3 separate regions of the Homo sapiens genome follow, and all the other regions are linked to region 1. Evidence: chromatin loops called from intact Hi-C (ENCODE). Cell type or tissue: ascending aorta. All regions are shown on one strand.

Region 1 (8,000 bases):
GCCCCTTTGCCATGAATCCCCACCTTGTCCAGGCAGCTAGTGGTCTGCTTCTGTCACTATAGGCTAAGAAAGTTTGCCTTTTCTAGAATTACATTGGCCCAGAATTACACAAACTGTACTCTTTTGTTTGGTTACCTTCACCTGACCCAACTATTTAGATTTAGCCATGTTGAGTGTTGAGTTCCAGCCTTTTCAGTACTGGGTAGTATTCCTTTGTGGATGTCCCACAGTTTGCTTGTCTCTTTCCTCTTGATAGACATTTTTGTTGTTCCCACTGTTTGAATCTGCTGTTCACATTCATGTACAAGTGTCTGTGTGGACATAGGTTTTCATTTCTTGTGGGTAAAATGTGGTAAGCGTATATTCTATTCTGTAAGAAACTGCAAGGCTTTTTCAAAGCGGCCATGCCGTTTTCTATCTGCACCAGCAGTGTATGAGAATGCTTCTTCTCTGTCCTCACCAACATTTGATATTGTCAGTCTTCTTTTTTTGAGACAGAGTCTCACTCTGTCTCCCAGGCTGGAGTGCAGTGGTGTGATCTTGGCTCACTGAAACCTTCACCTCCCAGGTTTAAGCAGTTCTCCTGCTAGCCTCCCGAGTAGCTGGGATTACAGGCAGACTCCCCCACGCCCAGCTAATTTTTGTATTTTTAGTAGAGATGGAGTTTCACCATGTTGGCCAGTCTCGAACTCCCTAACCTCAAGTGATTTGTCCGCCTCGGCCTCCCAAAGTGCTGGGATTACAGGTGTGAGCCACTGCGTCCGGCTCAGTCGTCTTAATTTTATAGTACATCAATTTAAATGATAATTTTTTGTCCCTAGGAACATGAGTTCCTGTCATTGACAGCAAAGTGAAACTGAGTACAAATAGGTGGTTCTTAGTGAAATGTGCCCAGAAAGACAGTTTGAGCAGAAAGGAGGGACCAAGAAATACAGGATGCATGCCTGCTTCACACTGGAAACCGGTGGTCTTATTTGAGGGTCAAAGATGGGGGGTGGGGAATAAAGTCGATTTTAAAAGGATTGACCGGCTCCGATACCTTCTGATCACATCCAGGGTTTTTTTTTTTTTGGCCTTTTTTCCCCCTTATACACTTAAGATTTTGAAAAGTGGTTTCTCTTTAGCTTGGGAAATGGATCACATGGTAATTGTTAATGATTTTTCTTTAGGTCAAAATAGGTGTTCCTTTAAAGTGTTCTGTGAAGCTTAATTCACTTACGTTGAATAAGTCTTATATTTTAAAATATAAGTTTAAGTGTTATACTTTAAAAATAAGTGTTATTTCTTGATTGTATTTATTTGAAGATTATATTTGAGAATGAAAGATGTACTCCTAGCTGGAACATCTCTGGTGATAATAAAAACATGAGAATAAAAACCATTCAGAGTGATCAAGTTAAGACTGTCAGCCCACTGACGCCTGGGAAGTCACAATGATTGCTATGTAGTTTGGAGAAATTATTCCTTATCCTTAGATAAGCTTTTTATTTGTGTGGGTTTTTTCATCTTCCTCTTCCTGAATTCATTTGTTCAACAAAGCTATTTTGAGCACCTACTCTATGCCAAGTCTACTGCATTAACTTCTGGCTAAACAAAGATGGATCTAACTCGATTCTTGTACTTTAAAGAAATCAGCTTTATGGAGGTATAACGTATGTGCGGTGAATTTCACCCATTTAAAGTGTATATTTCCATGAATTTTAACAGATGTATTCATTTGTGTAATCACCTCCACAATCAAGACACCAGTTCTGTCATTCCCCAGAATGACATTGAGCCCCCTTGCAGCCTCTTCTTTTGTTCGTCCTTGGCCCCAGCAAAGATAGAACTGCTTCTGTTACAGTTTCTTTTTTATTGGTTTCATCTTCCATTTCTTTTTTTCTTAAGGTCAGCACCAAGGTGATTGTAATGAATATGAAAGTTGGTGGAATCTTGAACTTCTACTAGGGCTATCCCAGATAAAGTTGACTGAATTTACTCCCTAATTTATCTGCTGTGTTTCATACAATAGCAATTTTACACAGGAAGTTATTCAATAATGAGGGCTATCTATATTACCTTGCTATTTAGTACTAGTTAAGAGCAAAGCGAGTTAAAATTTAATGGCCATTTTGTAATACAGTTCTAATATAGACACAGGACTGGAAAGTTGGTAAAAGTGGGTTTCTGTTAAGTGAATCATGTTTTCTAATTTGGAGATTCAATCTGAATTCAATCTAAAATTTCTGAAGGAAATTTTAGCTCGGAATCTCCATGAAAGCACTTAATATACAGCCAACCTGTTAAAAACCATACTTTGAGAGGTAAAATGATTACTTTTTGATAGCACTTTAATAGTAGAAATAGAATATACAAACAGGGAAGTAGACACTCAATTGCAGTACTTTGACATTTGAGTTTCAAGGAGAGAGGCTGCCTGTGAGAGTGACTTTGTGATAGTTTGTCTACTTTGTTCGCTTCTCAGGACCTCTTTGCCCCAAGAAAGTAAAGCAAAATTTTGCTATAGCCCTATTAGTGAGGGAACAAAACTTCTCTTCCTCCTTCTTCCTTTGTCTGCTTCTGCCATTTGTAACACTTAGTTCAGCTTGCAGTTGGCTTGCACTGTAATAAAACTGTAAATGTCACCATGCCCTGACCCCTGTGTGTGTTGTGTTCAAAGTTTTACTCTCGTAGTCTCGCATAGTTGAGTGTGGATTGTTGATGCTCAGTGCATATTGTTAAATTGGCGAACTTCCTGGTGTGCATTCACTAGTTGATGATAGTGTCATCTCCAGATGTCCTCAGAACCACCCACACCACCTTCTGAAGTTGAAAGCACACAATGATTGTTCAGTAGATATCAGCTAGCACCCATAACTTACTGGGCTTTGATTCATAAAGCCTAGTAAAGAAATTAAAATTTTTATTTTGATATAAGTACTGACCTTTTTTAAAACTTTATTGAGATATAATTCACATGCTGTGGAGTTTGTGTATTTGAATAAATATGCATTTCAGTGGTTTTTAGTGTATTCACAAAGTTTTGCAGCTAACACCGTAGTCCATTTTAGAACATTTCATCATCCCCAAAAGAAAGCTCATGTTCATTAGCAGTCACCGCCTCCCGCTCCCCCATTCTCCTCTCCTCCCAGCCCTTGGCAACCATGATCTTTCTGTGTCTGGTAATTTGCCTATTCTTGGCATTTCATATGAATGGAAGAAACAATTTATGGCTCTTTGTGTGTGGCTTTAACTTAGTATAATGTTTTCAAAGTCATCCTGTTGTAGCATGCATTAGTCTGATGACATTTTCTTTTTCTTTTTCTCTTTCTTTTCTTTTTTCTTTTTTGAGACGGAGTTTTGCTCTTGTTACCCGGGCTGGAGTGCAAATGGCACGATTTCCGCTCACTGCAACCTCTGCCTGCTGGGTTCAAGCAATTCTCCTGCCTCAGCCTCCTGAGTAGCTGAGATTAGAGGCGCCTGCCACCATGCCCGGCTAATTTTTTTTTGTGTTTTTAGTAGAGACAGGGTTTCACCATGTTGGCAGTCTGTTCTCTGACTCCTGACCTCAGGTGATCCACCCGCCTCGGCCCCCCAGAGTGCTGGGATTACAGGTGTGAGCCACCGTGCCCGGCCTGTCTGACGACATTTTCAAACCCGTGTTTCTTAATCCTTTTTAGATCCAAGAGATCCTTTTGGAGATGGGAAGAATTTTAGAAGTTGTCTGGTCCAACATACCTTCATTTTGTAGATGAGATTAAGGCTTTAATCATGCCAAACAGTCTATTGCTCTTTTCATGTTTCCCCAAATTGAGCTTATTTGGATCAGGAGAAGAGGGAGAATACTTTATACTTCTCAGCTTCTTGTGTATTTGACTGTGACCTGGTTATACCATTTGCCACTGTGAGGCTTAGCTGTGCATCTGTGAATGGGAGATTGTTCTTAGAGATTGGTCATAGTTGTCCACCTGCCTCGGAAACTGCAGGTACAAATGCAGCAGCAAAGTATTTACATTCTTACTTCAGGGCTGATCTCCTATTTCTATCAGTCCTTTTGAAGGCAGAGAATGTTAATTTGGAACAACCTGCATATTTATTCAAATTTCCAGAGAGATGAAACTTTCAGAATGCTGTGCTGCAGCGCCCCCTAGTGCCGTGCTGTACTGATAGTCCCCAGCGTCTCCTGAAGCCGAAAGTGGCGTTTCCCGCAGTTCCGGCGGGAGAGCTGTAGCCAGCAGGTTGTGCAAGTGAACATTAGACATCTTTTCTCCTTCTCGCCTTCCTTGGGCTGAGATGGAGGAATGTGTCTTTATTGCTGAGGGCAAGGTCTTTGTTTTTCCTTTAGCAGGAACACTGGTTTTCCCACTTCGTCTAAACCTTTGCCCAGGGTTTCTCAACTCAGGCCCCCTGAGGGCCGTAGTGGCCTCCACACACCTCCAGAAGGTAAACTGAGCCAGCTTAGCCAACAGGCTATGCTTCAGGGAGGAAGGTGTCTTTTGTTCCCATCCCTGCTGTGGTGTGGGCTTGCCCCCCTTTTCTCGAAGTGTTTCTTGTATATTTTTTTCCACATCCTCTTGAGAAAGGATCAGAAAGTAAAGATGTGAACAGTGAGAGTTTTGAAAGCCCGGGATGGAGGCCGGATGGGATATGAGGGGAAGTGGTGGAGGGGAATAAATAGCTTCTCTAGTTCACAGTCTTACTTCCCCTAAAAAGGGGAAGAAATGCCTGAAGCCCTTGTACTTTGCTCCCCCGAATCGCAGGCATTTCTGTGCCGTCCCGCCCCTGGGCATTTCCTATGCAACCACAGGACGCGGGAAAGGAGCGTTTGTTACTGCTTTCTGATACCTCCTTTTGACCCCAGTGTTCTGACTCTGGCAGAGTTGCTGAAACCTTAGGGGGCTTCCCAGTCTTTCCTGATGGTATTTGGTGTAGCTGTGGGAAGGGCAGAGTTAGCCGCAGCAGTGTCACAGTTTCTGTGGTGTGGCATGGCTGACAGGGCCTCCAGGTACCTGCTTTTATTTTAATGACAGCCACCAATATGTCCTAAGCTCTGCACTTTCTTTGAAATTACAAGAAACGATGAACTTACTCGTGCTTTTTAGTCTCCCGTGTGAACTGAATTGTTCTGTATTTTATCTTGCTCTGTTATGGGCAAAACTAATTCATGTCATCAGTGGCATTTCCCTCTTCACTAGGTTGTAAATCCTGTGAAGTCAGACACAGCGTTATTTTCATCTTTATTTTACCCAAACACCTACAATTTTCCCCCCTCATGTGACAGCCTTTGAAATAAGTTAATCTTCCAGAGGAGAGAAAACACTAAACAGTCAAACATAAGGAGAGGGTAAAGGTTTTCCTCATAACCTCACAATTTTCAGTGTTAGCTTTAAAAAAACAAACAAACAAACAAACAAACAAACAAAAACTCTTTATTTGCAAATAGTTTGAAACTTGAAAAGTTGCGGAAAGAAAAATAGTACAAAGAATCCCCAGATGGTCCTTTACCCAGATCCACCTGTTGTTAAGATTAAATCCATTTGCTTAATCATTTGTGTGTGCTGGAATTCTCTGTCTGCAAATACACACTCATACGGATACACATACAGACACACAGACATGGGCTAACAAATGCAAATATACAGACATACAATATTTTTCCAAACCCTTTGAGATTTCAGGGAAGATTACATACACTGTAGCCACTTAATCCTAAATTCTTGAATGTGTATTTCCTAAGAATAGGCATATTCTCTTAAATAACCACAGTAATACGTTACCACTTTCACAAATTTACATTGATGCAGTACTTTTTTCTAACCTGTCCATATTCTAATTTTGGGAGTTGACCATATAATGTCCTTTCTAGAATTTTCCCTTCCAGCACAGGATCCAGTCTAGGGTCAGGAAATGTATTTAGTTATCATGTCTCTAGCTTTTTGTAGTCTGGAAGTTTCCCACAGCCTTTCAGGATATTGACTTTTTTGAACAGCAGTTTCTCCTCCCCTCTTTTGATAACATTCCTCATTTTACCAAACACCTAAAATAACATTTGATTGGAAGTTAGGAAGGCTTTTGGAGAAGGAGATGGTGAAACCAGAACATTTTAATAGCAGTTGGCTGTCCTGAATTTCTGTGATAAACTTTTTGGTGTCACAAACATGCCTTGCTTCAACATTTAGTCAGATATCATTTTAGTTAAATAATTGTCACTCACTGGTATTTGCTATAAATATATTGAATAAATTGAATAAATAATTGAAATATATTGAATAAATATTTGGCCTTTTTTACTTTTTTTTTTTCTCGCTGTTGCCCAGGCTGGAGTTCAGTGGTGCGATCTCGGCTCACTGCAACCTCTGCCTCCCCGGTTCAAGCGATTCCCCTGCCTCAGCCTCCCGGGTAGCTGGGACTACAAGCATGTGCCACCACGCCCGGCTAATTTTTGTATTTTTAATAGAGACGGGGTTTAGCCAGGATGGTCTCAATCTCCTGACCTCGTGATCCGCCTGCCTCGGCCTCCCAAAGTGCTGGGATTACAGGCGTGAGCCACCGTGTCCGGCCTCCTTTTGTAGTTTTATCAAAATTATAATTTATGTCCGTCCACTCACTGGTATTTGCTACTGAATAAGTATTTGGCCATTTTCCCTTTTTGTAGTTTTATCAGCATATGCAAAAATTACCTTTTTTCCTCCCAATAAAGTTGTCATATTCTGTTTTATAAGCAGCACCTCTTCTTTTTTCTTTTTTTTGAGACGGAGTCTTCCTCTGTCATTCAGGCTGGAGTGTAGTGGCACCATCTTGGCTCACTGCAGCCTCCGCCTTCCAGGTTCACGTAATTCTTCTGCATCAGCCTCCCAAGTAGCTGGGATTACAGGCACCCACCACCATGCCTGGCTAATTTTTGTATTTTTAGTGGAGGTGGATTTCACCATTTTGGCTGGGCTGGTCTTGAACTCCTGAAGTCAAGTGATCTGCTCGCCTCGGCTTCTGGAAGTGACGAGATTACAAGCGTGAGCCACCGTGTCTGGCCAAGCAACACTTTGTCTTTTGGAATAGTGTTGATAATAAATGCTTCTTCATTGTAGTGCTTTGAATGATGCATATGATTTTGTTAAATACAAAAATGATGTCTTAACCTTCACATTTGTATGGATTATTTTATCACATCATTCATAATCCATGTTTGAATGGTTACCATGCCAGCTTACTTTGCCAAGAAAGAAATATTTATCGTTTTTCAAAATGTGCATTGCAATTCTAAGAAATTCCGTTTTATTCTTAGGATTCCCCTAGCTTGTGATATCGATGACTTGTCTTTTACTGACATTTGATAGTTAACTCCCCAAATAGAGGATTCCTTTATATGTGGTTATTGGGTTGTATCAGAATTCCTGCTTGAGTATAAGTTATATTTGTATTGACACATAGGAAAAAGATACATGTAGTTTATCTGCCATGAGCATATGGGGAATACTCATTGTATGGGAGATGGAAATTCTAATCAAGTTCCCCGGGAGGCTGAGCGCCTTGCAGAGATGCTCTTAAACCCTTGGCACTGACTTCTTAGCCCGTTCCTTTATTTCAGTTATAAAATCGAAAGGACCGGTTTTAAATATTGCTGAAGTGTAACTGCTCACTTTTAAAAGCTCATGCATTTAAGGATTAAAATGTGATTCACGTGTATTTTGATGGAGTTGTTTTTTGAGCTATGTGAGCCAGTGTTAAGGAAATTAAGTTGGAGTTCAAAACAGCCGTGGCTAGTGATTTGTCAAGTGTTAAATGATAGTTCAGTGTTGCATAGCTGGTAATCAGCAGTTACTTATGGTGTATTTTTTTGCGTGACATGTTTTCATCAAGTCCTAAGCTGTTGTCAATGAGCTCTTGAAACTAACATGCTTATGAAATTATGTCTGTGCAAAATGGGTGTATTTGAAGAGTTGTAAGGTGATTTCTGTTGTGTTTACTTTTTATGATTAATGTTTTGAATAAAGTATGTAGTCCCCTCCCAAGAAAACCCTCCA
Region 2 (8,000 bases), 78 kb before region 1:
TGCACAGAGGTATTGAGGATGGAGATAACCTAAGCCTGGAGTGGTCGTCTTTGGTGACAGTGGCAATTGTTCCACCCAGGAAAGAAAGGAAGAAAGAAAGAAAGAAAGAAAGAAAGAAAGAAAGAAAGAAAGAAAGAAAGAAAGAAAGAAAGAAAGAGAGAGAGAGAGAGAGAAAGAAAGAAAGAAAGAAACGAAGGAAGGAAGGAAAAGAAAGAGGAAAGAAGGAAGGAAGGAAGAAGGGAAGGAAGGAAAGAAGGAAGGAAGGAAAGAAGGAAGGAGAGAGAAAGGAAGAAAAAAGGAAAAAAGGCACCATGTTGGGGAGAGAGTGTGCAAAAGAAAGGAACAAGCTTTTCTCCTGCTTTTTTGGAACAAAAGGTGGCCCACATTTTCATCCTGCACTGGGCCATGCAAAACATATAGCTGGCTGGCTCCATCGGATGGTGCCTGAATCTCAGAAGTGACAGTGTTGAGCTGCTGTTGGGGGCACCAATTAGGACAGGCTTTCAGGGGAGAGGCATGGTTTAGGGTCTTACAAATATGCAGACCTTTGGAGCCAGCAATTCCCCTTCACTGTCAGAGATGTGCATATGGATGTGTGAGCAAGGATGTTCACCACGGCATGATTCATAATAGAGACACCAGCTGGATGCCCAACAATGGGGGGAGGTCAAGGGCACAATCCATACTGAAGGATCAGGCACAGCCATTAAACATCATGTCATCAACGAGGACTTACTGACATGTGAAAAACTCATGACATTTGCAAAATGGGGAAAAAGTCAGCTACCAAGGAGTGTGCACCATAGGATCTCATTTGCATAGGCGTGCAGGGAATATATGCAGGAGAAAAATATTGAGCTGGTTTATCCTTAAATGCCAATAGCTGTTCTCCTCAGGTGGGTTATGTTTTCCTCTTCTGGGCCTGTTTTCCAACTGTCTGCACTGAGCACACATCACTGTCATCAGTGCACTGAGGTACTGTTGGGCAGTGGCCAAGGCTAGGGCTGCAGACACTGGAGGCAGACTCCCTGGGTTCAAAGCCCAGCTCTGCTCCTTACGAGTTCTGGGACCTTGAGCAAGGGATTTAACTTCTCCAGGACTCAGCTTCCCCATCTGCAAACAGGGAAAGTAATGATACCTTCCTCAAAGGATCAAGGTATTAACTCACCATGATAGGGTCATGGCTGATTGACTTGTTTGGCTGTCTTCCTAAAACCCCTGAAATTTTCTTCTTTATATCCCTGGCACCTACCACAGTGCCAGGCTTACAGCAGGTGTTCCTGAAAAGTCTGCTGAATGAACGAAGGAGGGAGTGCATGAATTCATGTAAGGATGGAGATCCACATCCCAGGGTACAGAGATAGTATCAAATGAGTTAATACATGCAGAGGGCTTACAGCACTGCCTAGTGCTTAGAAAACTGGAATTATCATTATGGCAAAGAAATTGTGTAAGAGGAAAATGTTGAGAGAACAATATGAACCAATTTTTTTGAATGATGTAGAAATGAGTGTTTGTTTTATTTTGTTTTGTTTTTGAGACAAGGTCTTGCTCTGTTACCCAGGCTGGAGTACAGTGGCACAACCACAGCTCACTGCAACCTCGACCTCGTGGGCTCAAGCAATCCTCCCACCTTAGCCTCCCAAGTAGCTGGGACTACAAATGCATGCAGCCATGACTGGCTGATGTTTAATTTTTTTTTGTACAGACGAGAGTCTTGCTATGTTGCCCAGGATGGTCTCGAACTCCTGAGCTCAAGTGATCCTTTTTCCTCCCAAAGTGCTGGAATTACCGGCATGAGCCACTACACATGGCTGTTTGGTTTTTTGTTTTGAACTTTTCTGTATTGAGAGTAGCTGAGTAAAGCATGCATTACTTTTATAATTTGGGAGGACACAAAACGTTACTGAAAGAAAAAGACTGAGAGAGTGGTTCACAAAGTGCTGTTGGGGAACGCAGGGTGAAGCCAAGTTAGCCGAGTCCACACCGTTTTCATGTCAAGGTCATGTGTGGATGAGCTTGTCTTAGGCCCTTACTCCGGCCCCCATACACCAGGTTGCACGTCTTCTCATTCATGATGAACACAACACCCGGAAGGCCGATGTTCATGCTGAGTTATAGGCTCTACAGCGAAATCTCTTGTTAGATAAATAGATAGATAGATAGATAGATAGCATAGATACCCATATATAGAGGTGCATGTATCCATTTATCTATATAAGAGTTATAGGCTCTTAAAATATCTACAGCTAAATCTCTTGTTAGACAGATAAATAGATATGATAGATACCCATATATAGAGGGGCATGTATCTATTTATCTACCTATATCTATTTATCAAGAGAATCTTTAACTCTAGCTGTAAAAAAGAATATGTCCAACTCTTGGTGCTCCGTGTATTGCCCCAACACAGTACTCACCACGCTAGGACCATTGCTGATTGACTTGTTTTCCTGTCTTCCTAAGAGCCCTGAAAGTTTCTTCTTTGTATCCCTGGCACCTACTACAGTGCCGGCCACACAGCAGGTGTTCCTGAAAAGTCTGTTGGATGAATGAGAGGCAGTGCATGAATTCATGTCAGAACAGAGATCCATCCACATGTCGGTATGGAGACAGAATAACAGGAGGATTAGCTTTGTCTGGGGTAGGGACAGGTCCAGGAAGGGTCAAAGACAGGCAAGTAAGGCTTGGCAGGGTGAATGTGTACAGTCCCCAAAGAAAAGGGGAGAGAGAGAGAGAGAGATGGGGGACAGCAATCCAGTCAGTGAGAACATCATTTAAAGATCCTTGGCTCACACCTGTAATCCCAGCACTTTGGGAGCCTGAGGCAGGCAGATCACCCGAGGTCAGCAGTTTGAGACCATCCTGGCCAATATGGTGAACCCCATCTCTACTAAAAATACAAAAATTAGCCAGGCGTGGTGGTGGGCGCCTGTAATCCCAGCTACTCAGGAGGCTGAGGCAGGAGAATCGCTTGAATCCAGGAAGTGGAGATTTCAGTGAGTTGAGATTGAGCCGTTGCACTCTAGCCGGGGTGACAGAAAGACTCTGTCTCAAAAAAATAAATAACCATCCCGGCTAACACGGTGAAACCCCGTCTCTACTAAAAATACAAAAAATTAGCCGGGCGAGGTGGTGGACGCCTGTAGTCCCAGCTACTTGGGAGGCTGAGGCAGGAGAATGGCGTGAACCCGGGAGGCGGAGCTTGCAGTGAGCCGAGATCCCGCCACTGCACTCCAGCCTGGGCGACAGAGCGAGACTCCGTCTCAAAAAAAAAAAGAAAAAAAATAAATAAATAAATAAATAAAATAAATAAATAAATAATTAAAAAATAAAGATCCTGTAAGTGGGCTGGGTGTGCTGGCTCACACATGTCATCCCAGCACTTTGGGATACCGAGGCACGAGGATCGCTTGAGCCCAGGGGTTCAAGACCAGCTTGGACAACAAACTGAAACCCTGTCTCTATAAAAATCAAAGAAAAAAAAATAGCCAGGTGTGGCAGCCGGCACCTGTGGTCTCAGCTGCATGAAAGACTGAGGCAGGAGGATCACTTGAGCCTGGGAGGTGGAGGCTGTAGTGAGCACTACACAAAAGAAATCGCTGATCCTTCAGCAGCCATTTCCCACTCCAGCAACTCCCCGCCCCTGGCAACCACTCATCTACTTTCTGTCTCTATGGATTGGCTTGTTCCGGACATTTCACATACACGGAATCATACAGTGTGTGGTCTTTTGTGTCTGGCTTCTTTCACTAAGTATTACATCTCCAAGGTTCATCCCGCTGTAGCATGAGCGAAGTGTGACAATTGATAGATGGATCGATGAAGGTTACATTCATTCATTCCATACACATTTACTGAGCACCTACTGTGTGCCAGTCTTGGCGACGACCCAGTCAGGAATAGAACTAACAGTAAACCCTGCCCTGGAGGGCTTCTGGTAGGGAGGAGAGACAATAAACCGAATAAACTAGTACATTATTTGGAATATTAGACGCTGATAAGAGCTCAAGTGAAGCATGGGGTTGGAAGTTGGGTGCAGAGAGAGGGGCTGTGACTTCGAGCAGAGCGGTCAGCAAAGGCCTCGCCGCAGGGTGGCCGCAGGGACGCTCCCGCTCAGCCCGGAAGGAGGCGAGAGGCGCGGTGCCCGTCCCGGCGACTCTGGGCCAGCAAAGAGCTCCCAGCGCACGCGTCGGTGCCTCGAGGCCCGGGACCCTGCGTGTCTGGTCCCCGCCGTGGCCCTGCGTCCGTGACGGTGGGTGGCACCAGGGAGCATTTCGCGCGGCGGGGCTGGGGCCTGCCTTTGAAGGGACGGAGTCGGGCGTCGTGGTGGGGTGGACACCGGGGATCCCCGGGGCGCGGACGAGGGGGGCGTCCACCCTGCGAGCTCACCCCACGGCCCCCGCGTCCCGCCCTCAGCCGCAGGCCCCGCCCCGCGCCGCCCGGCCCCGCCTCCCCGCGGCCGCCGCCATTGGCCGCGCGCGCCGCCTCCGCCCTCGGCCTCGCACTTCCTGGCGGAGCCATGGCTGCGCAGCGGGCTGGCCGGGGGTCTCCTGAACCCGGGCCCCGCCGCCCCGACCGCCCGGCCCCGCCGCCGGGGCTGTCCCCGCCGCGTCCGTAGCGCGTCCTGCCAGGTGGGCCTCCGCGCGCGCCCACCCTCCAGCCCGGGACCGCCAGGAAGCCGCGCCCGGCCGGGGCGGGGAGCTGGCGGAGATCGGGAGGGTCCCCGGCCACCGCGAGCCGCGACCCCCCTGCGCCCCTTGGTGCCGGGGCGGGCGGGTGGGCGAGTGGGGGCGCCGCGGCCGGGGGAGGGGCCGCCGCCCCCGCAGGTGACACAGGTGCGGCCTGTGCGGACCGCCCCGCGCGTGGCAGGTGAGTGGCCCCCGCCCCGGGCCGTCCCGACTCCGCCTCCTCGCCGCCGGCTGGAGCCTGCTGGGCGGCCGTTGCGCTGAGTTCCGCCTGGGCTGCGGGGTCCGAGCGAACGACAGCGGCGTCCCCGGAGACCCCGCCGGCGAGCCGGTGTCAGCAGCGTCGCTTTCTCCAACGCTGAGGTCGGGAGGGAGCTTGGGGAGGAGGCGCTCTGGGAAACCCCCGGCCGGACGGGGCCTGCGGTCCCATGTTTACTGGAAGACCTTTTCCAGTGACCTGGGATTGTCACTGTGCTTGGGGGTGGCCTTGACCCTTCACCTGCTTCCAAAAAGCGTCGGAGGCCGCTGACGTCCAACACGGGTGGAAATCAGACCCCACCCCCACGCACTTGCAGGAGACAGCAGGGAGCCTCCGGCCCCGCGAACTCTCTCTAGGTATCTTGGCCTAGAAAATAAAGCGTTGAGCGTTAGAAGGCCTGGTTGATTCTGGGCAGGCTGCCTGGGGCGGTGGAGAGAGAGGGCACCTGCTGCTTGCTGTTCTGTGACCTTGGGCAACCCCCCCTGGGGCACCCGAGCGCCAGGTCTCACTGTGGGAACGACGGTGTCACCTCTCAGCGTGAAGGTGGAATGAAGTCGAGTCCGCGGTGGGCACCGCACCAACGCTGGGTTTCTTCTCTTCCCTCTCTGGGCTCTCCAGCATCCTAGGGGAGGGCCGGGGTGGGAACAGCTTGTCATTGTCACAAAGTTTCTAGTTTGTCGAGAGGAATCCAGTTGCCCCTTCTCTCCCTAGGGGAGTTGCACGGGACGGACTGTGCCCGAATTCATTCCTTCCATGGGAACACTGGAGTGCCCTCCCTGTGTCCCCAGTTATCTAAGAACAGTGCTGACTTCTTGTCACATTGTTCTTTATTAGTGAAGACTATTTGTTCAATAGGTAACAAACTCTTCTCATGAACTCAAATAGCGGGGGAAAAAAATCCTCTTTAAAACCTTCGTCTCAGTATGTGACTTGTGCTAATATTAGTTGGCAAAGTCCCTTCTCTGTGTTCCCTTCCATCTTTGAAGCACCTGCCCCTCCCCCTGCCTCCCCCGCCCCCCACACACCAAAGCTTAACTCTGTCTGCAGTGATCCCCCACCCAAGAGCCAGGCAGTGTAGCCTAAGAGTTAAGAGCATGGGCGCTTCCCTGAGCTGGAATCCCAATTCTGCCAGTTCCCAGCTGTGTGACGCCGGGCAGCTTATTTCACCTCACTGCTCTCAGCATCCTCCAGTCACAGTGCTGGCCTCATGGGGTTGCAGTGGGGACTAAGTGAAGATGCAGAGAAGCACTTGGGGACAGTGTGTGTCTAGAATGTACTGTGTACATGGTAGTCATCACTGTACCACATCCTCATCTGCATCATGATATTTTTAAAGTGTGATACTCTCGAACCCGGGCCTCATTCAGCAGCGTGTCATGGTGATGGATCCAGGTTTTGAAGCTGGACAGACCGAGGCGTGATTCTCGGCCGTTTACTAGCTTTGTGACCATGAGATCAATATCCTCATCTGTGAAATGAAATAAGTGATATCAGCCTGGCCAAGTATAATCTTTGTGGGGGTTAAATGAGATGGCACACTTAAGTCACTTAGCTTGGTTCGAGGGCTGTAGTCTGGGCTCCGAAATGATAACTTATCATTATAACCTTGATGTAGCCAAAAGGTAATTATTTGTAGGAAGTGAACCAAATGACATGATATCAGATTTTAGATGATAAAGGAATGGGAGTTAAATGTTCTGTCCAATTCTAACAACCCGATGATTTCTCAACTCGGTGTAAAAGAGTTCTTTGTAGTGCACGGTCCTCCCTCCCTCCTTCTTCCGTGTGACTGTTTTCACTGTCATCCTTGGTATCTGCTAGCAGGGCCTGAAATTAATGAATGACCTAGAGTTATGACTGCATGCTCAGAAATCCTGTTCTTCTCCTAGGGCTGAAATCTCTTTAATGATGGAGGGAAGCAGGCAGACGCGAGTGTCTCGGCCATACAAGATCAGCGAATCATCAAAGGTCTGTGAATGTTCACTCACCACCTATGCAAATTGCCTAAGAAGTGTGATCCTTTTTCTGATTCACTCATTTCTAATCACAGACTGATTTTTTTGTCATTGGTGTTGTCAGTCTCCTTAATGACAAGTAAAGGTGGAAACGGGCAAGGAGCAGAAATTGTCATAAAATCAGACAGTGGGAAGTATGAGGGATGGTAGAGACGCTATGGCCAGATGTCTTCATTTTTCCATGTGACATTCCGGAGCTTTCTTTTTGTGACAACTTGACTCATTCGTTAACCCAAGGAGGTGGATGGGACAGGAAGAAAACTGGGATTCCCATGCCTGCTTGGGGGCTCAAAAACTCCAAGGACAGGTCCATTGAGAACCCAGCCTTCTACCTTAGGGTGAGGGCAACACACCGTGTACCCGGACCCCAAGGGCCTGGAGTCGTCTTCCCTGGTCATGATTCCCTGCGACCTAAGAGCAAGTGAGGGCAAGTTCCCCAGAGCCAGGCTACTGGGGGAGTTCTAATTAGAAATATGTAGCCTGTTCCCACCAGCCACATTAAAATCCAAGAGCCAGACCCGGCTGCTATACTTTCCACAAACTCCTGTCCCCACAGCTGCTGTTGGTAAAGAGTGGGGGAGCCATTGGTATGAGGTTCCTGGTAACCTGTTTCCCCGTTATAAATATTCGTAATGCCCTCTGTTCTTTAGAGGTATCCCTTTTGGAGATTAAATCTTATGGTTACCTCAGATCATGGATTCTCAATGAGTATGATATTGCCCTGAAGTGGGAGAAAATTGGTTCTCGGGAGGGTGGAAGGAATTTTACTCCTTTTATGCATAAGACACAATTATACATACAGTACATGAGCAGACATACAGTGCATCTGTGATGTTAAGATTTTGCTGGGGAGGCTATTAGGGAAAAAAATCTTAAAAGCCTTCTTGTGGGGCAATAATGAAAAAAGATACAGAAACACTTCTTTAGATGAAGGGAGCTGGCAGCAGCCTATAGAGTTGAGAAAAAGGGGGAAAGAGATTCTACAGATTCTAAAAGAAAAACTGGCTGTCATTTTCAAGAGAGGTTGGCTCTCTTGAG
Region 3 (8,000 bases), 54 kb before region 1:
CTTCCTTTTGGTGTTGTGGGGAGGCTGGGACATTTCAATTCTGCTTTCATTGTGTTTCTAATTACTGTATTTTGCCAGGAATTTCATTCAGTTCCTTGATTGCAGGGCTAAGTCCCCGTGACCTGAAATGAAACTATTTGCTTAAATGTGTGTCAACTGGGGTAATTTGATTAGAAAAGAAACACAGAAACCAAGGGAAACAGCTTATGACAAGCAGTGTGCTATCTTTATCAGAAAAAATGCAATCACAATACTCTAAGAACCAGCTCTGTTTTCCTTCGGGCGCTCCCCTGCCTTGCTGGGGTTTTGCAAGGCCACCAGCAGAGAAGCCCAGGCACGGTTGTGCACCCTTTCCTTGTCCCTTCGGCAGGTCAGCATCGGGAGGGTTGGGGAGGGGTGTCTGCGCAGCCATCATACCTGATAAGGTGGTTAGAATTTGCCTCTGAGCCAGTGAGCCCCAAACGGGACCCGCTGCCCGGTGCCGACTTCCTCACCTGGGTTCTTTCGCATCCGCTTCAGAAGCATCTCAGGTTAGGTTGATAGTCTCCCGATTTTCCAGGTGAAGAATCCAAAGCTCAGGTTAATTACCTTACCCCAACTGTATTGTCTTCCCCGCCCAGCCAGTCAGTCGTTGCCTTGGTTTGAGTTCTCTTCAACGCAGAACCTTAGACAAGGACTTGGACACAGGTAGGGCAGAGAGGTGGTCCCCGGGAAGCCAGAATGCCATGAAGAAGGAGAGAAGGCCCACGAGAAGGTGCTTTATTGCCGAGTAACCCCAAGCCACGGCTTCCAACAATATCATGGCGGACCACTCTGCAGGTTGACTGGGCTTGGCTCAGAGGCTCTCCCCTGAGGCTCCTGCACGGTCACATGGTCATGGACAGGTAGTGGCTCTTGAAGGCGTGAGTGAGAACACACAGCTCCTCCAGCATCTCCCTCTCCCTTTCTTCTCTCTCCCTCTCTCCCTGCCTTCTCATTTCCCCTTCTCTTCCCCGCCCCCCCAGTCTCTTTCTCTCTCTCTCCTTGTTCACTTTGGTCTGGCTCTCTCTGGTCTCTTCACACGGCCTCACCTAGATTTCTTACATGGCAGCCAAAGGCTCCCAGAGCAAACGTCCCAGGTGTGATGAGCAGAGGCCACGTGGCTTCTGCCAGAACCTCCTGGGAAGTCAGGGAGTCAGTTTGCTGCATTTCACCTCTTGAGGCCATCAGAAAACTCCCCCAGGTTGCTGGCCCTGCGAGAGGTGTCAGCCGTGTCCCGTCCCTGACCCTGGAACCCTATCTGCAAACCATGGGAGGAGCTGGGTGTGATGGCTCACACCTGTAATTCCAGCACTTTTAGAGACCTAGGCAGGAGGATTGCTTGGGCCCAGGAGTCTGAGACCAGCCGGGGCAACATAGGGAGACCTCTGACTCTACAAAAAAAAAAATTTTTTTTTTTTTTTTTTGAGACAGAGTCTTGCTCTGTCACCCAGGCTGGAATACAGTGGCAGGATCTCGGCTCACTACAACCTCCACCTCCTGGGTTCAAGCGATTCTCCTGTCTCAGCCTCCCGAGTAGCTGAGATTACAGGCATGCGCCACCACACCCAGCTAATTTTTGTATTTTTTTAGTAGAGATGGGTTTTCACCATGTTGGCCAGGCTGGTCTTGAACTCCTGACCTCAGGTGATCTGCTCATCTCGGCTCCCAAAGTGTTGGGATTACGGGCGTGAGCCACCGTGCCTGGCTTTTTTTTTTTTTTTAACAGGGTCTTGCTCTGTTGCCCAGGCTGGAGTACAGTGGCGTGATCTTGGCTCACTGCAGCCTCCTAGGTTCAAGTGACTCTCCTGCCTCAGCCTCCCGAGTAGCTGGGACTACAGGCGTGTGCCACCATGCCCAGCTAATTATTATTATTTTTTTTAATAGAGATGGGGTTTCACCATGTTGGCCAGACTGGTCTCGAACTCCTGACTTCAGGCCATCTGCCCACCTCGGCCTCCCAAAGTGCTGGGATTACAGGTGTGAGCCACCGTGCCCAGCCAAAATTTTTTTAAAAAAAATTATTCAAGCATAGTAGCTCACACCTGTAATCCCAACACTTTGGGAGGCCAAGGCAAGAAGATCACTTGAAGCCAGGATTTCAAGACCAGCTTGGGTAACACAGTGAGACCTGATTTCCACAAAAAAAATGGAAAATCAGCCAGGCATGGTGGTGCATCGTTGTAGTTCTAGCTGCTTGGGAGGCTGAGGCAGGAGGATTGCTTGAGCCTGTGAGGTTCAGGCTGCAGTGAGCTATGATCACACCACTGCACTCCAGGCTGGGCTACAGAGCAAGACCCTGTTCTTTAAAAGAAAAAAAAAAAAGCCCTCAGTGGAAGGAAGGTATGTTCCTAAGGCCACTGCCTCAGACGGCAGGGGTTTGATGTTGCTGGGCCCGCATGCTGTCGGTTGGAGAGGAGAGCATTTATGGGGCCTGCGCTGCTCAGTGAGGGCTGCTCCCAGAGGCCTTGGCGCACTTCAGCTCCTGGCTGCCGTGCACACACAGAGCCAACCAACAGCCAAGCAGGGCCTGAGTGGCCATGGGACGGAAGTGCAGTGTGTGATGGAGGGGACACCGTCAGCACGTGGCCACCCCGAGCCTGCACTGGGTGCCCAGCGCCGCTGTGGCTAGAATCAGCAGAGGGCCAAGGGCCTGCACTAGGACACCAGGGGTAGCTGCTCAGCAGGGGCAGATGTTAACCCAGGTCTGCCAGCTAAGACCACATTTTTTTTTGTTTGAGACAGAATCTCACTCTGTAGCCCATGCTGGAGTGCAGTGGCACAATGTCAGCTCGTTGCAACCTCCGCCTCCTGGGTTCCAGCGATTCTCCTGCCTCAGCCTCCCGAGTAGCTGGGATTATAGGTATGCACCACCACGCCCAGCTAATTTTTGTATTTTTAGTAGAGACAGGGCTTCCCCATATTGGCCAGGCTGGTCTTAAACTCCTGACCTCAAGTGATCCGCCTGCCTCGGCCTCCCGAAATGCTGGGATTACAGGCGTGAGCCACCGCGCCTGGCCATATTTTTTAACAACTCTAAAACAACCACCACCAGAGTCTCTGTATAGGGTTCAGAATTGTGTCCCCAAAGGCTCCACTACAATGCAAATGTGTGAGTGGAGAGGTTAACCAGGGAAGCCCTGGACTTCCACAAAACCATCGGCAGAGATTTCTGTTACCTCACCCAAAGGGAACAGAGAGGCAGTGGATACCGGACAGGGCGTCTTCGTGGGGTCAGGGGAGGGCGGAGGGAGGACCCGCACAGACCCCATCGTTGCTACCTGTTGGCTGAGGCCTGGGCCACTCTCTCAAGGACCTGCCCACAGCCTTAAATCAAGACCGATTAGAACTCACTTTCCCGCTGGAGCACGATAGTTCTGAATGAACTCTGCGTTCACTCTCAACACACGTACTCATCAAGCCTCCACTCTGTGCCAGACAGGCGCTGTACTAGATGCTGGGGATCGGGTGGTGGACAAAGAAGCAGGCTGCCTGCCCCCAGGGGCAGAAACAGACCAACAAGATACATAGGTCAGGTGGGGATAAGTGATATGAATGTACTAAAACCCGCTGTGTTGTATACTTTTTTTTTTTTTTTTTTTTGAGACAGAGTCTCCCTCTGTCGCCCAGTCTGGAGTGCAGTAGCACGATCTCTGCTCACTGCAACCTCCACCTCTCAGGTTCAAGTGATTCTCATGCCTCAGCCTCCCGAGTAGCTGGGATTACAGGCACCGGACACCACACCTGGCTAATTTTTGTATTTTTAGTAGAGACGGGGTTTCACCATGTTGGCCAGGATGGTCTCGAACTCCTGATCTCAAGTGATCCACCCCCTTGGCCTCCCAAAGTGCTGGACAGGCGTGAGCCATAGTGCCTGGCCTACATTGTATACTTTCAATGTATACAAGTCAGTGGATTTTAGTACATTAGTTTGTGAATCTCAAACTACAACTTTTTTTAAAAAGCTCTGCAGGGGAAGGATGTGCAGCAAGTTAGAGGAGCAAAGTGCTGAAAATGTGAGAAATGGGAGCTGGCGCATCACAGAAGGCTGTGAGCTCGGGAAGGAGGTGATCTGATTCGTTTTCAAAGGAGAGCTTCGGCAGCTGCTGGGTGTGTGTTTGTGTGTGTCCAAGTCTATGAATTTTAACAAATAACCAATTATTCACAAAAATCAAAGCCCATTAATGGATGCATGGATAAACACAATCTGGTCTGTCCCTGCAACGGACTATTATCCAGTCCGTAATACAGAATTAAATTCTGATCCACGCTACAACATGGATGAACCTTGGAAACGTGATGCTGAGTGAAAGAAGCCAGACACAAAAGGCCACATGTTGTATGATTCCATTTCTGTGAAATGTCCAGAATTCGTCAGAATAGGCAAATTCATAGAGACAAAGTAGATTCGTGGATGCTTAGGGCTGGGGTGGGGACGAGGAAGGATGGGGAGCAACAGCTCAAGGGCACGGTATTTATCTTTGTGGTGATGAAAATGTTCTAAAACTGGGTGATGGTCGCACGCATCTGTGACTGTACAAAAAATGGAATCGTACACTTTGAATGGGTGAAATGTATGGTATGTGAATGATATCTCAAGTTGTTTAAAATATTAGAGCAATATTTCCCTCCATTCTCGGAGTTCTGTGTATTGGTCTCCTAGACAGTACAGGTTGAGAGGCAGAATTCAACCTCCCTGCTTAGATTCTAAAACGGGTTAAAACGGTGAGACTAGAGGCAACATTCATCTCAAGTCTGCGTGAGAGCAGAGCTCAGGGCATCCTCCAGGGGGCGCGCTAGAGCAGCAGTCCTGAAAATGCGGTCCCTAGACCAGCAGCGGCCGTGACAGTGGGAACTTAGCAATGCAAACTGCCAGGTCCACCCCCAGACCAGCTGAATCAGCCACTCCTGGGCTGGGGGCCTGCCAATGCGTGTGTTTACAATGTTTACAAGCCCTCCCAGTGATTCTTTTTTTTTTTTTTTTTTTTGAGACGGAGTCTTGCCCTGTTGCCCAGGCTGGAGTGCGGTGGCGTGATTTCTGCTCCCTGCAACCTCCACCTCCACCTCCCAGGTTCAAGCGATTCTCCTGCTTCAGCCTTCCAAGTAGCTGGGATTACAGGCGTGCGCCACCGCGCCCAGCCAATTTTTGTATTTTTAGTAGAGACGTGGAGGGGAGGGGTGGGTGAGGTGGGATTCACCAAGTTGGCCAGGCTGGTCTTGAACTCCTGACCTCAAGTGATCCACCCACCTTGGCCTCCCAGAGTGCTGGGATTACAGGCGCGAGCCACCGTGCCTGGCCCTCTCCTGGTGATTCTGATGCCTGCTCAAGTCGGAGAACCACTGTTCTCCAAAGGTATCTGTCTCCATTCTCCACCCACAGACCTACCTAAGCTATGAGTCCCTGCCCATAGCCAACAGCTGTGCCTGGCTTGCTCCGGCCGAAACCTGAACCAAGGGGCAGCTTTCAGATTAAGCACAGCCGGGTCTGAATCTTCTGCCTTGGGAAGTCTGGGAAAGGCCTTGGAGTCAGCCTCTGCAGGGGCATGCACCTGTTGCCTCCCTGAGAAAGTCACCTCCTCTGTGCCCTTCCTGTTGATGGCAGCAGGAAGGCTGTGGCATGGCCCAACCCTTTAACTGGTGTCCAGCATCCGCTGGCTGTGTGCTCAGAGCATGCTCAGAGCCTCATGCTCTGTTCGGATGGGATCCTTTTACCAGGTATGCTGCAATAGTGTGATTCATCCCCCCAGGGGCCCCAGCCCCACTCTTGCAGGCATCTAAAGGTGCTAAAAATACATAACTCCTAAGTGCGGTTCTGTATTTCTGACTGTACCAGTGTTGTGGGCCTTTTTATGCTCCAAGCTGAAATTCAAGAGGCCTGGATTCCAATATAAGGCCCATGATTAATGGGCCTCCAGCAAGGCCTCACTCAGCATCTCCTGTATTTAGATGGGGCCTAAAGCATGTCTCTGTGATGTGGACCAAGCACGGGGCTATAAGTCAGGGAGTGTGAGTTGCAGCCTTGGCTCTGTCACGTGCACCTGGGCCAGGGCTTCATCTTGTTCAATTTCAGTTCCTCACACTATGGGATAAGATGGTTGGAGATTAGCGCTCCTCTGGGTGTGATCTGCAGAGCCCTGGTCTGCCTAAAGGACCTGCCTGAGGTCCTTTAAGCAGCTGCCTAAAGGAGTTTGTGGTCAGGAAACATTTGGGGAGCTCTGGAGATACATTCCCCCTCTGGGAGACTCAACATTAGAGAACACGTTCATATTTCTTTTATTTTCTTTTTTCTTTCTTTTTCAGATGGAGTCCTGCTCTGTCACCCAGGTTAGAGTGCACTGCAACCTCCACCTCCTGGGTTCAAGTGATTCTCCTGCCTCAACCTCCCGAGTAGCTGGGACTATAGGCGCCTGCCACCATGCCAGGCTAATTTTTGTATTTTTAGTAGAGACGAGATTTCACCATGTTGGCCAGGCTGGTCTCAAACTCCCGACCTCAAGTGATCGGCCCTCCTCGGCCTCCCAAAGTGCTGGGATTACAGGTGTGAGCCACGGAGCCCAGCCCAAGGCCTGGCTTTTGATTTTGCAGATCTAAAATCTTGATTTGGTTCATGCATCTGTAGTGGTTAAGTTTGCTTGTAACTTGGCTGGGCCGTGGCACACGGCTGTGTGTTTGAACATTATTGTAGATGTTTCTGTGAAAGTGTTTTTGGATGGGATTAACATTTAAACTGATGGATTTTGAGATTGCCCTCCAGTATGTGGGTGGGCCTTTTCCAATCGGTTGTAGGCCGTAAGAGAATAAACTCTGAGTTTCCTGAGCAAGAGGGAGCAGCAGACAGCCTTCAGACATCAGCTGCAACATCAGCTCTTCCCTGGGTCTCCAGCCTGCCAGCTGACTTAAAGTCATTCTCTCTGTCTCTCCCTCTCACTGTGTGTGTGCATGTGTGTGTGCGCGCATCTGGCCATGGTGGCCTGTGCCTATAGTCCTAGCTACTCCGGAGGCTGAGGTGGAAGGATCGCTTGAGCCCAGGAGTTGAAGGCTATAGTGAGCTGTGATTGAGCCACTGCACTCCAGCTTGTACGACGGAGCCTTGCTCCATCTCTCAACTATCTATCTATCTGTATATAAACACGCACACAATTGATCCTTGAATAATATGCGTATGAACTGCGTGGTCCACTTTTACACGAATTTTCTTTTGTTTCTGTCGCCCCTGAGACAGCAAAACCAACCCCTCCTCTTCCTTCTTCTCCTCAGTCTATGCAACATGAAGGCAACCAAGATGAAGACCTTCGTGATGATCCATTTCTACTTAATGAATAATAAATATATTTTCTCTTTCTTTTTTTTTAAGAGATAGAGTCAGGCTGGAGTGCAGTGGTGTAATCACAGCTCACTGTAGCTGCAAACTCCTAGGCTCAAGTGATCCTCCCACCTCAGCCACCCGAGTACCTGGGACTACAGGCACACACCATCACACCTGGCTAATTTTAAAACATTTTTGTAGAGATGGGGTCTCACTATGTTGCCCAGACTGGTCTCAGACTCCTGGACTCAAGCGATCCTCCCACCCTGGCCTTCCAAAGCGTTGGGATTACAGGCATGAGCCACCGTGCCTTATGATTTTCTTAATAATGTTTCTTTTCTCTGGGTCACTTTATTGTAAGAATACAGTATATAATACATGTCACATATAAAACGTGTTAATCGACTGTTTATGTTATTGGTTAGACTTCTGGTCAACAGTAGGCTATTAGTAGTTAAGTTTTGGGGGAGCCAAAAGTCATACTAAAATTTTTGACTGTGCAGGGGGTCAGTGCCCCAACCCCTGCATCGTTCAAGAGTTGTCCACGTGCACACGCATGCGCGCACACACACACACACACAAACACAGGCATGCACACACATGCACACACATGCAAACACACAGGCATGCACGCACACACACGCATGCACACACGCACACATGCACACACATTTTA

What was found. A loop is a pair of places that touch in the nucleus more often than their neighbours do. Peaks named below come from ENCODE experiments on the same cell type or tissue, not always from the same donor. Only the 100,000 strongest peaks of a DNase experiment are listed, where the experiment ranks them.
Region 2: it touches region 1 in a loop (3.0-fold over the local background); 6 of 110 quality-filtered maps call a loop at or near these places.
Region 3: a loop joins it to region 1, with 8 times the contacts of the local background. A loop is called at or near these places in 101 of 110 quality-filtered maps.

The regions. Positions count from the first base shown.
Region 1 is chr16:84,722,089-84,730,088 of GRCh38, forward strand. All of the region lies in intron 1 of USP10 (ubiquitin specific peptidase 10), which reads left to right. LOC124903737 (a long non-coding RNA gene) reads right to left here. Exons shown (of 3, transcript XR_007065154.1): 3 at 5,393-6,966. Among named protein-coding and RNA genes, the nearest start is that of USP10, 26 kb to the left of the region's middle. RefSeq lists enhancers at 3,975-4,269, 4,394-4,443, 4,669-5,169. In ascending aorta, a CTCF peak has its summit at 4,125 (motif pointing left); DNase peaks (open chromatin) are centred at 4,153 and 4,717; H3K4me3 peaks cover 432 bases; H3K27ac peaks cover 1,143 bases.
Region 2 is chr16:84,644,016-84,652,015 of GRCh38, forward strand. KLHL36 (kelch like family member 36) reads left to right here and starts at 4,496. Exons shown (of 5, transcript NM_024731.4): 1 at 4,496-4,634; 2 at 6,837-6,915. The coding sequence starts at 6,853. It overlaps LOC105371376 (a long non-coding RNA gene), which reads right to left and starts at 5,564. Exons shown (of 4, transcript XR_933817.2): 1 at 5,477-5,564; 2 at 5,188-5,313; 3 at 2,421-2,541. RefSeq lists silencers at 4,160-4,329, 4,390-4,579, 4,790-5,069. In ascending aorta, a CTCF peak has its summit at 4,215; DNase peaks (open chromatin) are centred at 4,366, 4,936 and 5,326; H3K4me3 peaks cover 2,852 bases; H3K27ac peaks cover 2,964 bases.
Region 3 is chr16:84,667,692-84,675,691 of GRCh38, forward strand. No RefSeq gene overlaps it. Among named protein-coding and RNA genes, the nearest start is that of KLHL36, 23 kb to the left of the region's middle. RefSeq lists an enhancer at 4,788-5,289. In ascending aorta, a CTCF peak has its summit at 4,803 (motif pointing right); a DNase peak (open chromatin) is centred at 4,830.